Regions from separate parts of the Homo sapiens genome. Here region 1 is linked to region 2. A link is a loop called in an ENCODE intact Hi-C map of the cell type or tissue named here. Cell type or tissue: PC-3. All regions are shown on one strand. Links, peaks and the distances in the headings refer to the core of each region. The heading gives the core; the rest is flanking DNA.

Region 1 (8,339 bases), core at 231-8,230, 130 kb before region 2:
GTTCTATGTCATGTATTAAAAAATTGGGATAGCATTCAACAATGTAGAAACCCTACAGTGGTTTATAAGTGTTTTCCCAATTAGTAATATTTGTATAGGTCCATGTCTTCTTTGCCACCATTTCACTCAGTTCTAGATGCTTCCCATATGTATTCCTTTGTTTCAAATTATGCCAAACTCTTCACTGTGGCTGAATGATTGAGTTGGCCTTCAATCATTCTTCCTTGAAAATCCATAATGAAGTCAAGCAATGTAAATACAGTGTGAAAAGTTTTCTGTAAATCTCTAACAGATTTTTATCAAATAATTTTTTTAAGTGTACCATAAGCTGTTCCTCATTTACATTTTTCTGACTTACAGCTTGGTGTAGTTTGGGATTTAGAGAGACTAAATTAAAATCCTGGGTCTAGGTGGTGACATATGCTATTTAACCTGCCCAATTTTATTTTTCTTACATTTAAAGATGGGAATAATAACATCTAATTTGTAGGGTTGTTGGAAGATAATGAATAGTAACCAACAACCGCCTAATTCAGTGCATTGCCTGGCATCTAGTGACCCTTCAGGATTGCTAGTAGGTATCATGTGCAAGTATGCTAAGGGGGTACTAAAATCTGACTTGGCGTTTTTATGAGTGATTGCCAATGCTATTTATTCATTCAGTAAACATTTCCTAATTATCTGTTGTGTCTATATAAGTATTTAAGTACTATGGATACCGAGACAGAAAGAAAAAGCTTTCTTGTCCTCAAGAGGCTTGCTGTCTGGTGGGCAAGGTAGAGAAGTAAAGCACCAGCTACAATGCAATGCAATAGACACTAGGATAGGGTTGTGCATAGGGTGACAAGGTGCTACGAGGGCATGCTTGTCTAATCAGGATGGGGGGCAGTTTTCCAGAGAAGGCCATAATTAAGCTTGACTTGAAGTATAAAAGGAGTCCGCTTAGGTAGACAGAGATGGCGTGGAAGGGTGAAGAACACAATCTATTTGGAGAACTGTAAAAGGTTCTATATGTAGGTATTACAGGAGTTATTAAGAAATTATTTTAGGCAGCTAGAGAGGGTAAAAGAGTCCTCAGTAAGTCTTTTTCGTTTAATAAAAAAGCGGTCCCCCAAATATTTATTATCTAACAGAAAGCAGCCTGAAAAACCAGACCTGCAAGTATTGATATGCAAATGCAGATGGTTAAGAGTCAGGTCCAGCCAATATGGCGGTTCCTGCTACTTTTTCTTTGTTGCCACGTGTACAGGTGTCATGGCGACCAGCCAGGTAGCCGCATTTGCATAATAAAAGGCTAGGGTGGGAGGGCCAGTTTTTTTGGGGGGGCTACCTGAATGACACACGTGGTTAAACCAATCCCCTGTGCCCTATGCTAATTAGACACCACCTCCTCCAGCCTCCCAATATAAACCACTGCTTTCCTCTGCACGCGGGTTTTCGGTTCAGAGCCCTCCTCCCTCTGTACGGGGAGCTATTCTCTCCTTTCTTGCCTATTAAACTTTCTACCCCTTAATCCACTCCACGTGTGTCCACGTCGCTAATTTTCACCACACGAGATAAAGGACACCGCAACTGAGCGGTGTAATAGGGAGTAACATTGCCTTGGGCAGCTGTAGGAGACGACCCCAAGAGATAGTTTCAGCAGACATCATTATCTGGGTTAGCTGTTGCCCTTGCTCTAATTCCACTTCTTTTTTTGAGTAGAATTTGAACTTCTGCCCTAGTTCATCTGTTCCAGTCGCATCAGCCTCCTTGTGTTTCCTCAAGTATACCAAGCACACTCCAAACTCAGGGTGCCTTCATTTTGCCCCTTTCTCCTTTTCCGTGCTTTCCCTCCAGATGACCACAGCCACACTCCCCTGCCTCCTTCAGGTTGCTGCGTGAATGCCACGACCCGGACCACACACTATTTTTTTTTTTTTTTTGAGACAGAGTCTCGCTCTGTCGCCCAGGCTGGAGTGCAGTGGCACAATCTCAGCTCACTGCAACCTCTGCCTCCAAAATTCAAGCGATTCTCCTGCCCAGCCTCCTGAGTAGCTGGGATTACAGGCGCCTGCCACCATGCCCAGCTAATTTTTGGATTTTTCGTAGAGATGAGGTTTCACCATGTTGGCCAGACTGGTTTCAAACTCCTGACCTCAAGTGATCCGCTTGCCTCAGCCTCCCAAAGTGCTGGGATTACAGGCATGAGCCACTGTGCCTGGCCGTGGACTACATTCTTTTTTTTTTTTTTTTTGAGGTGGAGTCACGCCCTGTCACCCAGGCTGGAGTGCAGTGGTATGATCTCAGCTCACTGCAACCTCCACCTCCCTAGTTCAAGCGAGTCTCCTGCCTCAGCCTCCCGAGTAGATGGGACTACAGGCATGTGCCACCACACCCAGCTAATTTTTGTATTTTTAGTAGAGATGGGGTTTCACCATGTTTTCCAGGCTGGTCTCGAACTCCTGGCCTCAGGTAATCTGCCTGCCTTGGCCTCCCGAAGCGCTGGGGTTACAGAGGTGAGCCACTGCGCCCGGCCCCGGACCACACTCTTAATCACACTGCCTTGTCCCTCTCCCAGTCCCTGCTGTGTTTCCCCATAGCACTTATCTCCAACTGACACATAGTGTATTTCACTCCTTATTTACTTGTTGTCTGTCTCTGCCATTGCATACTCTTGATGGGAACAGGGCCTAACATACAGTGGGCAACTCATATAGACTTATTTTTAAATGAGTATATCACGTCATTGCTGTTAATTTGAATTTATTATGAAACATTTTGTTGAATGATAGTTCTATTCATATTTAACTTCTATCTTTTTGTTGCTGTTGTAAGAGCTAAAAACATTCAGAGTTCATACCTAACCTTCTTATACATGCTTAAGCAGCAAGCATTATGATCAAAATAATTTAAGTTGACCGTAGGAGGTGATGATAGCGAAATCTAAAATAAATTCTTTATTTTTTATTCACACATTCCTCATATTTAAGAAACACTGCTATAGTATTGTAGGTTGTTATTTTTGGGAAAACCCACCTCAGCCTTTTTTTCTATTCTCTCACTCACAACATCATCACAGAAGACGTCTGTGACCAAATATGTGTGAGTTTCTTCCCACACACCAAGAAGCAATCATTTCTGCAGTGGACATCAGCTGGGTATCTTCCAATTCAGTTCTGACAGTATCCACCTGGAGATAACATCAGATCCCACAGATTGAGGGCTCAATCCCCAAGACCATCCCCTCCTCCCACCAGTTGAAAGTTCCAGCCTCCAGAACTTCTGACCAATCAGCTTCAAGTTGGGGTTTCTATGAAACCTCTCGTTGAGTTAAGTTAATTTGCTAGAGTGGCTCACAAAATGCAGGAAAAGACTTACTTACATTTGCAGGTTTAGTATAAAGGATATGAAGGATTCAGATGAAGAGATGCATAAGGCAAGGTATGGGAGAAGAGAGGCAGCCTTGATAAACCACCAGTCAGGAACTTCTATTTGTTCAGCTCCCTGGAAGCTCTCCAAACCCTGTCCTCTTGGGTCTTTATGGAGACCTCATTGGATAGGCATGACTGAAAATGGACAACCTGTTAAAATGCGATTGGACAAAGGGTATGATCTAATACTAACAGACTGAGTGGGGTAACCCAGCAGGGACTGTCTGTTCAGATTCTTCTTGGTCTCTCTGTGCACCATGCCTTCCTCCATGGTATGGGGCAGGAACCCTTCTGAAATGGAGGTGTTCTGACCTATGATCAGACAAGGTAGGTCAGAAACCAGCTCCAGAAACCAGGAAAAAGTTCCTGCCTTGGGGAGAGAAAGAAATAGGTGAAAGGAGGGCAGAAAAGGTAAGAGAGAAAAAAAGAAATTCTGTTTTCTGAGGCCTGCTTCTGAAGCCTAAAGCACCCTAACATTGTAACAAGGGCTATGGGAGTCATGAGCTAGGAACCGTGGATAACCTAGATAGACAAACAGACAGAGAGATAGAGAGATAGATTGATAGATAGAGATAGAGATATGTATAATAATATTGCAGTCGTTTTCTTCCCCCCTTTTTGTTTCAGTTAGTAAAGTGGTCAGGAGTGGTTGAGTCACACAGTTCCCTCACCTACTAGCTGTGTGATCTTCTGCAAATTATTTATCAATGGAGTACCCACCCATAGCTTTTGAGAGCATGAATTGAAAGCGAGGAAGCATAAAAAGTGCTTAGCACAGTGCCTGGGTAGAAAGCTGTCAATACATTGATCTATGTGATGCTGACCATCTTGGGAGGCCAGAGATAAAGCTGAATAATTTTCAAAGCACTAAATTTTTTCCTCCAAGTTACTGCAGCTTGAAATTCTGTGTTTGATAATTTAACTGATGGCTGTTTTATCTCCTGAGATTGCAGGAGCCCTGCCTGTTTTGCTCGTTGTTGCCTCACTAGCCCATACCAGAGTGCAGGGTGCGCTGTAAGCCGTGACCGCATCACAGATCATCAGCATGCAGAGGTAATGTAAGTTCCAATAGTAAACACAAGGGAGTAGTGTTCTCCCACCTGTCCTCACACTGGTTCAATTCAGAAACTTGATTTTTCTGGAAGTGCATTATTTAAATGTAGTCTTAGGAAAGCAGGCTCAGTCTTACTCTTTCTTCTTCCCTACTGCATGGAATATATATATATATATATATATGTATATATGTGTGTATATACGTATATATGTGTATATATACATATCTGTATATATATGTATATATGTGTATATATACATATCTGTATATATATGTATATATGTGTATATATACATATATACATATACATATACGTATATGTATATATACGTATATACATACATACGTATATATACACATATATACATATATATACGTATATACGTATATATACGTATATATACACATATATATATTATCCTTTCTGTAGAAATAAACATGAAACCCAAAAGCCTAACTGTGTTTGTACCCAGCACGTGTTAATAGAAAGTTTAAACAACAAAACATTTAAACCAATGCAATTTAAGCTCATTATCCCTGTCTATTGGGTAACATAAGACAAAATTATATTGTAGGTAACTGTGCCTGCGTGCCTGTAGTGCCTGCTACTCAACAGGTTGAGTAGCAGGAGGATTGCTTGAGCCCAAGAATTTGAGTTCAGCCTCAGCAATATAGCAAGATCCACTATCTTGAAAAAAAAAAGAAGATATTGTGTCCTCTTAAATACTAATTTGCTTTGTTAATCACGATGGGCCCTTTCCAAAGGTAATTGCTAATCCTGAAGACTTCATTCTACAAATATTTACTGGATGCTTTCTAGGTGCTAGGGGCTTATCTGGGTGCTAGAAATTTAAGTGAGGAAGACAGACAAGGGTTAGGTATGGACAACCAGTGTTTCTACTGGGGGATATTCTGCCAGGACAGGGGTAGGAAAATACCTGCTTGCGGAGCCTCAACACCCTTGGAATATTATCTTAGAAATGTTTAGCTTTATGAAGATGAAAGGGGACTTAGACATTATCTAGTGGAAATTCAGATGGCTAGAGGGCTAGAGGGGCCAGATAGCTAACATAAATAAGTAAAGTAGGCCAGCTGGGGCCTGCTGTTGAGCAAAGAGCAGGTATCCAATGTAAAGGTTGCTCCCATCTCATCAGCTCAGGCTACAGTTTTCTTCTTTCTCTCTCTCTAACAACCAAAAGTAAGACCGTTTCCCCACAACACACACATACATATGTCATCTAAAAGTCAACAAACAGAAAGAGCAGCTCTGGGAAAGGTGGATTCAGAGGTGGCAAAGCAAACACTTTGTCCTCCATCTCCCCACAACCTCAAATATTTTAAAAAACAAACCTGTTCAACCCAAATTGTGATAAATATTAAACAACACAAGATAATAACATGATCAACAACTAAAGTGATGATGTAGATGAGGTCTCCTGTCCTGTTTCCTCAAAAGGTTTTCTCGGCCATTAAAAGAGCTTCCCTCTCTAGATCTGGTTCCTTTAAATCTCCTGGTAGATTTCACCAGAAGCAGGGTCTTCAGGTGCTATCAGAAGGGAATTGAGGTGGGTTAGTTATGCCTTCCTGGCTTCTCATTTGTGAATGTGAGAAGAATGTGCAACTGAGGCAGGCACTCTCTGAGGCCAGATTTTTCTAGGGAAGTCAGGTGTTGATTTTTCAAGAGAAGCCAGAAATCTGGAGTTTTTTGAGAACTTTCCCATTTTCTTTCTTTCTTTCCTTCCTTCCTTCCTTCCTTCCTTCCTTCCTTCCTTCCTTCCTTCTTTCTTTCTTTCTTTCTTTCTTTCTTTCTTTCTTTCTTTCTTTCTTTCTTTCTTTCTTTCTTTCTTCCTTTCTCTCTTTCTTTCTCTCTTTCTTTCTTTCTTTTTGAGATGGAGTCTCGCTCTGTTGCCCAGGCTGGAGTGCAGTGGCATGATCTTGACTCACTGCAACTTCTGCCTCCCGGGTTCAAGCTATTCTCTGCCTCAGCCTCCCAAGTAGCTGCGATTACAGGCACCTGCCACCACGCCTGGCTAATTGTTTTGTATTTTTAGTAGAGACAGGGTTTCACTGTGTTGGCCAGGCTGGTCTTGAACTCCTGACCTCCTGGTCCACCCAAAGTGCTGAGATTACAGGCGTGAGCCACCGCACCTGGCCAATTTGTGATAATTTTCAAAGTGCTGTGAGGGCCAATCCAAGCTGATCTGAGAATTAAATTTGTCCCATTGTTGAGCAGTTCACTCCCTAACCTAATGCAATCGCCTAATTTTACAGATAAGGTAATGACTCAGAGCAGCTAACAACTTGTCCAATATTGTCACAAAGTCTGCATTCTTTTCATTGAGTCATCAAGTAGCTACAAAATGTGGAGAAAATGCCTGCGAACTATTAAGACAACTACTGTCAACTTTAAACAATTTAGTATTGAAATGAGTCATGCTAGTTGGCAATATTTGTGCTGAGATGATTTAATAGCCTGTGATTTATATGAACAAAGAGTGTAGTACCTAATGTGCAAAATGTTGATTGTCAGAGAGGGGCTAATGAGAAGACAAAAAATGTACCACTCTGACTGTAATGGATTACAAGATGGTGCTATCAAAGGTGAATAAGTAACTATAAACACAACAGTCTACTGGAAAACAGCTGCAGGGTAACACCACAAGAAATTCTGAGCAAGTCAGACATTCTGTTATTTCCCAAATCTAATAAAAGATATGCATACGGATTTTACTATTAAATTAAGAAAAAATGATTCAATATCACAGAAAACATAATAGGCATGCGGGTGTGGTGAAGGAGTAGAGACGGGGTTTCACCCTATTGGCCAGGCTGGTCTCAAACTCCTGACCTTGTGATCCACCCACCTCAGCCTCCCAAAGTGGACAGAGGGACGGAGGTACATTCAAGAGAATTCAGCTGGGGCTTCAAATTCTGAGTCCAATGCATTTCAATGGTCATTTTTTGGAACTTGGGAATAAAAACATTTTGGTAGCATTTAAGAAAGTACCATTTCTTTGATTGTTCATTACACGTGGCTAATTCCGGTGTAAAACTGACACTCCGAGAGGAAAGCCAAGTGCGGATGTCACCATCTGGTTTTGCTAAGTCTTAGTTCGCATCTCACTTACTCTCTCCAGATTCTGTTAGGGCAGGGCCGATTATCCATTTTGTTCATTATCATACTCCCAACTTACTTCCTGGCACTCAGAAGGCTCTCAATAACTGTTTAGTTGAGTTGAATTGGCTTAGCTGGAATTGAAGAGCCAGAAGCAATTGGAAGGGACCTTAGAGCTAATTCTCATCATCCACAATCACTCACACCCCTCCTAGTACCATACGTTTCCCCCTCTCACACGTCCACCTCAATTCATGGAGAAATGCAATGTGCTGTTGTGCCATAGTCAGCAAGCAGCCAAATCTAATTCAGTGCTACCACCCTAGATTCTCTCCAGATGATGCCTAACTCCAAAATAGATTGTCATAATGTTCTTGGCCAGAAGCCTATAATTTTTAAATGAGATTACATGGGATTTATTTAAGCTTTAATATAACTATAATAAGTATTAATAACACATGCTTTATAATCTGTTTTCTGTTTCTTGTGATATCTTTGTACTTACAAATCAACATTAATACATCTCTCTTTGGCCAGGCGTGAGTGGCTCACGCCTGTAATCCCAGGACTTTGGGAGGCCAAGGTGGGAAGATCAAAAGGTCAGGAGTTCAAGACCAGCCCGGCCAATATGGTGAAACCCTGTCTCTACTAAAAATACAAAAATTAGCCAGGTGTAGTGGCACGCACCTGTAGTCCTAGCTACTCAGGAGGCTGAGGCAGGAGAATCACTTGAACCTGGGAAGTGGAGGTTGCAGTG
Region 2 (8,339 bases), core at 265-8,264:
CTTTTGGGGAGCATTTAGGGTTGAGGGGGTGAATTGGGGAGCATATTTTGTCCCAAAAGTGAGCTAGTTCCACTGTCTGCTTTCCACATTACCAAAGTCAGGCTTTCTCAGTTAGGAGTTGAGTTCTTTTTGAATTGCCTTCACCACTGCCAGTGATAATGAAAATGGTAATGTCTATTTGACACTCCCCTTCCTGGTCCCAGTAGGTCTAATTCTGAAATTGTTTACTGAAATGAAATAGTACAAATTCAGGGTGGATATCTGAGTTTCTTTTCTCACACTTGAAAGTTTGAGTAAAAAAAAAAAAAAGTTTTTTTTTTGTTTTTTTTTTTAACTCCGTCAAGCAATAGATTTTTATATCTGTTGCCAGCGTAGCTACCAATGACAGATAACTGAGGTTTTGTCCCATAGCACGGAAAACTATTTGGTTGGGGAGTGGGAAGATATAAATAATGATAAAAGGACTGACATTTAAGACAAAACATGATGGTACTTTTCAAACATATACAAAAGTAGAATGAATAGTGTAAAGAACTTGAGGTACCTATCCCCCCACATCTACAATTATCTACCCATTATCCTCTCCCTTGAGAAGCAATTTGAAGTATATTAACATGTGGGCAGCTCATGTTTCCTTCAGCTGCCAGGGAATGCCTGAACTTGGCAAGAATAATTTGTTCCTGCTAACGGGGACATGTGTGGTTAGTATCACCTATTAATGAGCCACATCATTACTTACAAAGCTGATTGGGGCTCCTTTCTTGATATGGGCTTTGAGTGTCTCAATTGAAGATTAAAATTTTCTCCTTTTCTCCCCAGCCCCTAAGGATCTATCTACCTGAGGCCCAGGGCTGTATTAAATAAGTTAAAAGAGGCTTTTTTTTTTTTTCTCTCCTGACCCAAGAGAGTCAAACCAATGAAAAGGGATTTTGAGGTTTAGATGAGAGTGATCATTATTACTCTCATTATTGCTCTTAATTGTTTAAGGGTCAGAGGTCTTTTTGAGGGATCTGGGACCTAAGATTGGTCTAGAATTAAGTAAAAAGCAGTTTATTTTTGAGTTGAGTTGGCACTAAAAGGCTTTAGAATTAGCATTTCAAATGCAGCCCTTTTCACATTTTTCCATAAATATGTTTCTTTTGTGATGACAAGTTAGGCCTTTTCCCACTGACCAGTGTAATGATGGAAGAGTTCAAGGACCTTGTCCTACGAAAGATGAAGACCTATGTTCATTCTTGGATAGCTTATTTTTGCAACTGTGGGCAGAGCAAGGTGTGGGTATAGGTCAAGGTAGGGAAGAGTTCGGGAGTGGGAGAAAGGTTGGGGGGCAGCTTCTGTGTGGTTACCTGAGGTTCCGGCCCACGTGCAGGTGGATGAATCCAGATTTCTGACCCTAAGCTCAAACAGGGAAGAGCAAACAGCTCAAACAGCTTTCTAAAGCTCAAACAGGGAAGAGCAAAGCCTTTTTCAGAATCGCAGAACTGACAGGGCTGGTGTGAGCATTCAGTGCCCACACTGGACCTACGAAGTCTCACAGGGTGTAGTTCCTGACGTTAGGCTACATCCCCCATCTTCTACTACAATCTAGCGCCCAGTTTTTCTATCAGTTCCTTCAAGTACCAAGCCTCCCCTTTATACCCCTGACCCTGGGGCATTTTGCATATGTTGATCCCTGTGATCACTCTCTTCTCATATTTTGGGTCTCAGTTTAAATGTCACTGCCCTAGAGAGTCCATCTTTAACCACTGCCCTTATCTAAATTATACATCCCTCCCCCGCCACTACCACCCACATTCTTCATGCTCATAGCATTCTATTATTTTCCTTCAAAGAACATCTTTTAGTTATGATCATATATATTGATGTGTGTTTTTATTTTTAAATTTCATCTGCTCCACAAAACCACAGGCTTTCTGAGGATACGGATCATACTGACTCATTCACTATTTAGAGCAGTGCCTGACCCAGAGTAGGCATTCAATGAATACTTGGTCAATGAATAAATGAGTGTAAAGAACAAATAAATGAAAAAACTGCTAAGGAGAATTGTAACATTAGCGAGGGTGGGGCGGATTGAAGGGTTGGGGTGCAGGTTTGTTTGGGTGCAAATTGCTCTTGTACCCAGAACAGACAGGATACATTAGATGTTCCTAATTTGGTGTGTCAAAATAGGACACCTTGTTAGAAGTGTCACAAAAACAGTAGAAGCTCTGGAGCATTGACCATTATGGAGCAGGTTTTGGAAAGGGAATAAAAGTGGCAAAGTAAAGAGTTGATCAAAAGATATTAAATAACAAACTTTGGATTGAGGCCTGAATGTAAAAAATGATACTACTGTGTTCAACCCAGACAGGCTTAATTAAATAGCTGTTGTGCACAAATGAACGGAAACCCAAGGGAAGAGGAACTGTTCACACAAGGGAGCCCTGGAACGTTGGGAAAATGTGGATTGCACCTGCCCCAAACCTGAAAAGACAGGGTTTCAATTACAGGCACCACACAAACTGCTTTTACACAAAATATTTATGCCAGGGTTTTGCTAGGTGCAGAAGATGTTTCTGACTGAAATCTTTGTCCTGACCAGACCTATGGCTGCCCCTAACTCATAAAGCATTATTGAAAATTAGACAGTATGCTGGCAGACATTTTTAAGAGATGGTGAAAGGAGTTAATCAACCAACTATTTATCAAGCACCTCTTTGGAATCTGGAACCATGTTACATATGGTGGAGAATTAAAAATACACATAGGACCCCCTCCATGATCTCAAATTTACTACCTAATTGGTAAATTGAAACCAACTCAGGTTAGAACAACACCAAGAAGTTATTAAATGTTGACCTGAGGCTAAGGGCATGTGTAGTACTTTGAGGGTTAGGAGAGGAAGAATTCATTATGGGTTGAAGAAATTTGATTCTGGGGAATTTGAAGACAGGATTGAACAGATTGGAATCAGCCCTTACTTTTTTCAGGGCAAGAGGCTGGGAGTGAGGGAAAGAGATGTGAGGCAGCTGCTTTGTGTGGCTCCTTGAGGTTCCAGCAGGCATCTCAGGCCAGTGCAGAACCAAGCACACGTGGACATAAATGTTCCGATGACGGGTCCATAAAGGTGTCTGGGACTTTTGGGGATTGCAGTTGCCTTCTTTAAGTACAAAGCAGGGATTTTCAGGGCATGGGGTTATAATTCAATATTCATCTCTCAACTGTAAAGAGTGTCATTCTCTTCTTAAGGATCCAAAGTTTGGATCCTTAAGCACAGAAAAGAGTTTTAAAATTGACATATTATGCAGCACTGCCATCTGCTGGAATTAGCAAGAACACTTCCCAGGAGTAGGGGAATCTCCAATTGTTCAACTCCCCAAGGCCTACCTTAAAGGCACAAACATTAAAGTTTGTCATTGTTTCCTCCTCTTCCAACTCCCCCTTGCTCGTTACCCATCCCACATTTATCCTGTTCCTCTTGCAAGTATAAACACGGGGATAAAGATGCTGTGTTGCAGTTTTCAGCTTTTGGTTACCTATATCAGTTCTGTAACATAGAGTATCAAAGTTAATATGAATGATGATTTTGACTGGCTTGACTAGGGATAGCCATTGGTAAAACATAACGTAAAAAAAATTTGAAGTCCTCTGCCTTTCTCTGGAACCCAGATTGTCAGCCTTCCATTCTTGTTCCCACTGTGACCCCTACTAATGTGTTAATTTATTTGATGTGAGTTGATAAAGGAGTTAAAGTGTGAGACACAGAATCTCAAAGTTATACCAGAAGCCAAATGTTAGAAAATGTTGAAACCAAATGATACAGAAGAATGGATTCCATGTCAATTTGAAAACATAAAATATCGGATTATACTGTACAGCAAATATGACAAAGTGATTAAATTTACTTTAAATGTGTAGTGCATGTGAAATCGTGGGGATTCTATTTATTTATAACTGAAATTGCTTTCAAAGGAGAGTGGATCATGTTAAAATGAAAGTTCTTATGTAGAACTAAGAACTAAGCAACTCATAGTTGGGTTTGTGACTGAGTATGAGGATAAGAGTTAGAACTGAATTGCTCTGTTTAAGAAAAATGGAGGAACGGTTTTGAAGGGAGAAGAGACACAGGGAAACAGGCAAAGCTCAGAATCACAGAAAGAGGCAGGCATATCAATAAATGGTTGGGGATCTTTCCTTCTTTTCTTCTTTCTTTGCTCCCTCCATTCCTCTTTTTTGTTTCCTGTCTCCCCTCTCCCAATATCCCTCCCTCTCACTTCTCTCCCTTTTTCTTTCTGAAAAACAGAGATTACCTAATATTAACTTTAAAGTTGTAGATTCTTCTGTCTCCTAAGATCTTCTCAATAAAGGGTTTTTATATAGAAATGACCTGTAAGTGATTTTAGTTTTGGTGTTTTGGTTTTTATATTTGTTGTTGTTTGTTTGCTTTGGTGAGATTTGCTGGAGTTGATGTGGTATGGAAAGGAAAAGCATGTGAAGAGAGATGAAGTTACTCTTGAACAAAATTAATATTTAATAGAATTAGGGACTCGCAGCCACATTCCAAAGTCCATGGCCTGGAGGCTCAAGGCAAACTCAGGGGATGTTAAAGCGCAGGTGACCCCAGCCCTAGTTGTTACACGTGTTCCAGCGCCCTCCACCCCTCCCCATCCCCTCCCCGCCCCTTCCCTTTCCTTTTTAAATTGACAAATAAAAATCATGTATATTTATCATGTACAACATGATGTTTTAAAATATGTATACATTGTGGAATGGCCATATCAAACTATCTCCTTGCCTTCTTATTTTGCTCTCCACACTGGGTGAGGGTCTGATGCTGGTTGGTGTGTGCACAAGGGATATATCCTTCCTTCCAAGGACAAAGGACTGGGTACGTGTTCTGGCTTCTAATTGTTTACTGGTTCTTCAGTCTTCCAAAATATGTGGCTTCCTTTTTTTGAGGAATTTATTCCAAATCTTTGAATTCCAAAATCCAATTCTGGAAACAAACCCTCACTTAGATGGAGTCCGTCAGTTTCTTAGGTCATTCTCCCTGAGGTTTCAGAACAGCTTTTAATCCCAGCATCAAGAGGCAGCTAATGTACATAAATAGTTCCCTTTCCTAGTTCCTTCCAGGGAATTTCGGGGTTCTGTGTACAATAGTGTCTGGTGACCTATGATTGTAGAATGTGGGCTTGGTGTGATCCTCTAGAATCTCTCTCCTCTGGTCTGTAAAGATTTGGTCCTATCTTCCCATATCCTTCATTCCAAATTTTAAGACTATTTAGAAAGTATTATATAGTAGTTAAGTGCTAGATTCTAGAACCAGACACCCAGAGTTTGAATCCTTTTCCCACCTCTTATTAGGTATGCGACCTTGGGCTTGCTTAATGTGTCTAAATCCTAATTACTCATGTGCGAAAGGAAAGAATAAAAATGCCTATTTTAGGGGGGTTTGTAAGGATTTTACAAGATTACTACATGCCCTGCACTTAGAACAGCACCCGGCAGATATTGTGTACTATGTAAGAGTTAGCTATAACTATCATTGCATCACCGGAGTCAAGAACGCTAGTGTTCTATGTTAAGTGTTCAATCCAAGTGGCCTCAGTCTATGCTTGCCCTTCAGAGTTTGTTGTCTGTGAGGCACCTGTGTGCTCCCATTGAGGCATGGCTTTCCCAAAGCTTATTCATGTCACCTTCATTATTTCTTTAGTTACTCAGCTAGGTGCCATCATGAAAGGAGGTATTGAGAAATCCAGTTCATCACTTACAGAGGAACCCCTCAGTTCAGACAGTTTTGGGAATATATACATGGCATTTCTAGTACATTTCTAGTAATTAGATGCTGTTTTATTCCTCAAAGTGAAATACAAAATGTTGAATGAACAAATTCAACTTAGTAAATATGAAGTTTCCGAAGAAGGGGGTAGTTGTGTTTGGGGTGGGATCCAGTGTGTGTGGCTTGATCTTAGGAAAAGAGAAAGCTAAAGAAGAAGAAACCACATCCCAGTGAGGCAGGGAACTTTGGCTCAGAAGAGAAGTAGAGAGGAATGCGGAGGCTGGAGTCCTGGGAGAAAAGGGGATGTACAAGCAGAAAGAGAGGGGATGTATGAGCAGAAAGCTAAGTGATAAACTTGTTTTAAATATACACTTGCTATGTTGTTCTGAAGGGATAGAAAGAGGAAGAAAGTTAGTTTTGTGAGAAGGGGCTATCCCAATCTGTGATGGTACGTTTTATAATGTTATTTTTTGATCTGTTTAATATAGACTTTATCTATTGGTTTTCTGCTATGTTGTTAGGATTTAATTAACTGAATTTAAAGAACTCTTCTCATCCCACAACTCAATTTTTACTTAATTTGTTTTATAAGTTATACTAACATATTTAATTCTTACTCCATAAAACCTTAACTGTATCTTTTGAGTCTCTATTCTTCTGCTATGGTTTGAATGTTTTTGTCTCCTCCAAATTCATAGATTGGAAGCTTAATCTCCAATGCAACAGTATTGAGAGGTGAGGCCTAAGGAGAGATGTTCCTGAGGGCTCTGCCCACATGACTAGACTAATGGTCTTATGAAAAGGGCTTGCAGGAGTGAGTTCTTGCTCTCTTCTGCTCTTCTGCCATGTGAGGAACAGAGTTCCTCCCTTCCAGAGGGTGCAGCATTCAAGGTGACATCTTGGAAGCAGAGACCAGGCCCTCACCAGACACCAAACCTGCCAGCTCCTTGATCTTGAACTTCCAGTCTCCAGAACTGTGAGAAATAAATTTCTGCTTGTTAAAATTACTCAGTCTTAGGTATTCTATTATAGCGGCACACCAGAAACTAAGACAATTTCCCTTACCTCTCTTCCCCATTCTCTTTTCCAAATCAAATATTATAACATTGGAAAGATTTATTTCTTTATTTATTAGACAGAGTCTCACTCTTGTCGCCCAGGTTGGAGGAGTGCAATGATGTGATCTTGGCTCACTGCAACCTCTGCCTCTTGGGTTCAAGTGATTCATGTGCCTCAGCCTCCCAAGTAGCTGGGATTACAGGTAGGTGCCACCATGCCTACCTAAGTTTTGTAATTTTAGTAGAGATGGGGTTTTGCCATGTCGGCCAGACTGGTCTTGAACTCCTGCCTCAAGCAACCTGTCCGCCTTAGCCTCACAAAGTGCTGGGATTACAGGCATGCGTCACCACATCCAGCCATGTTTTGTTCTTTAATCATAATTACTCATCCAGAAAGTTGAAGAACAATAAATGACATTTATATTATGTAAACATTATTCACCTACTGCCAATTAGAGTCCTCTAATTAAATTTCTTTCACTAGATGTGTCAGTTTGATCCAAGATGGGATGTTGAACATGCAAGAAATGTAATGGAAACACCTCTGAGAAAAAACGGGAAGAGAGCAGACAGAGGCTGGGAGAGCCATCCAACTGTGATGCAGGTCTGACCCCATATGTAGGAGAGACAGAAGGAATAAAAGTTGGGTAAAAACATCTTAGATTACAGTATTGTTTTAAGGAATATTTGGCAAGGCTGGTGGGGAGTCCTTGAGTTTAAATTGCTCATCAGAGGAGTACTGCATCTCTCAGGAGAGGACATGACTTAGTAACCTTGCCACACTGGGAAGCATGGCCTCAGTGTAAATGTAGTGATAGATTTCAATGTGTAGAGATGGGACCTTCAGACAATTATAATCCTTGTAGCTAGAGATCTGAGAGGTGCTTCTCATTGCTACCACATTAGGGTTACAATGTTATTACACTTGAACTACTCAAAGGAGACTGTTCTAATTGTCAAGGCCAAATGGATTTTCATTTCTTGTAATTCACCAATTATATAAAAACATGCCACATTGTTTTATAGGTCTGTCATGTTCCTTAATCTCAGTAATGAACATATTCCATAAAGGGACTATCCTTGGGCCTGCCTGTGTTGTAGGTGATGTCACATAAGCATAGTCACATCATGGCCAGATAAACTCTGTCAATTGAGTTTGACAGACTCCAACAAATGGAGTTTGTTGCCTCCAACAAATGATTATCGGTAGAAACTGTAAAATGGGCATGAGTGCTACTGAACCAGCAGCCAGGAGAAAGAAATTATGGTCCACAAATTAGTTGTGAAACCTTAAGTCATATCACCAGTCCTGGTCTCAATCTTCATATCAATAAAGTTGGTTGGAGTAGGGATTTTCTCAAGGTCCTCCTGATTTTAAAGTTCTGTGTTGTCTACAAGGTTGTTCCTGAACTGAAGTAATCGGCATCGTTGACTCAATCTAGAAAGGAATAGTAACAGCTTATATTGCTTTTGAAACTGGCTGATAGCATGTGATCAACAGGTAAGACTATTTCTGCACC

Evidence for each region. Peaks named below come from ENCODE experiments on the same cell type or tissue, not always from the same donor. Only the 100,000 strongest peaks of a DNase experiment are listed, where the experiment ranks them.
Region 1: a loop joins it to region 2, with 8 times the contacts of the local background. A loop is called at or near these places in 108 of 110 quality-filtered maps.

What each region holds. Positions count from the first base shown.
Region 1 is chr10:89,552,009-89,560,347 of GRCh38, reverse strand. It overlaps a transcript of SLC16A12 not described here. Among named protein-coding and RNA genes, the nearest start is that of SLC16A12, 21 kb to the right of the region's middle. RefSeq lists an enhancer at 955-1,479. In PC-3, for the core only: a CTCF peak has its summit at 4,455; DNase peaks (open chromatin) are centred at 5,717 and 6,817; H3K27ac peaks cover 2,461 bases.
Region 2 is chr10:89,421,403-89,429,741 of GRCh38, reverse strand. No RefSeq gene overlaps it. Among named protein-coding and RNA genes, the nearest start is that of IFIT5, 11 kb to the right of the region's middle. RefSeq lists an enhancer at 6,528-7,727. In PC-3, for the core only: CTCF peaks have their summits at 3,100 and 3,304 (motif pointing left); DNase peaks (open chromatin) are centred at 1,951 and 3,301; H3K27ac peaks cover 495 bases.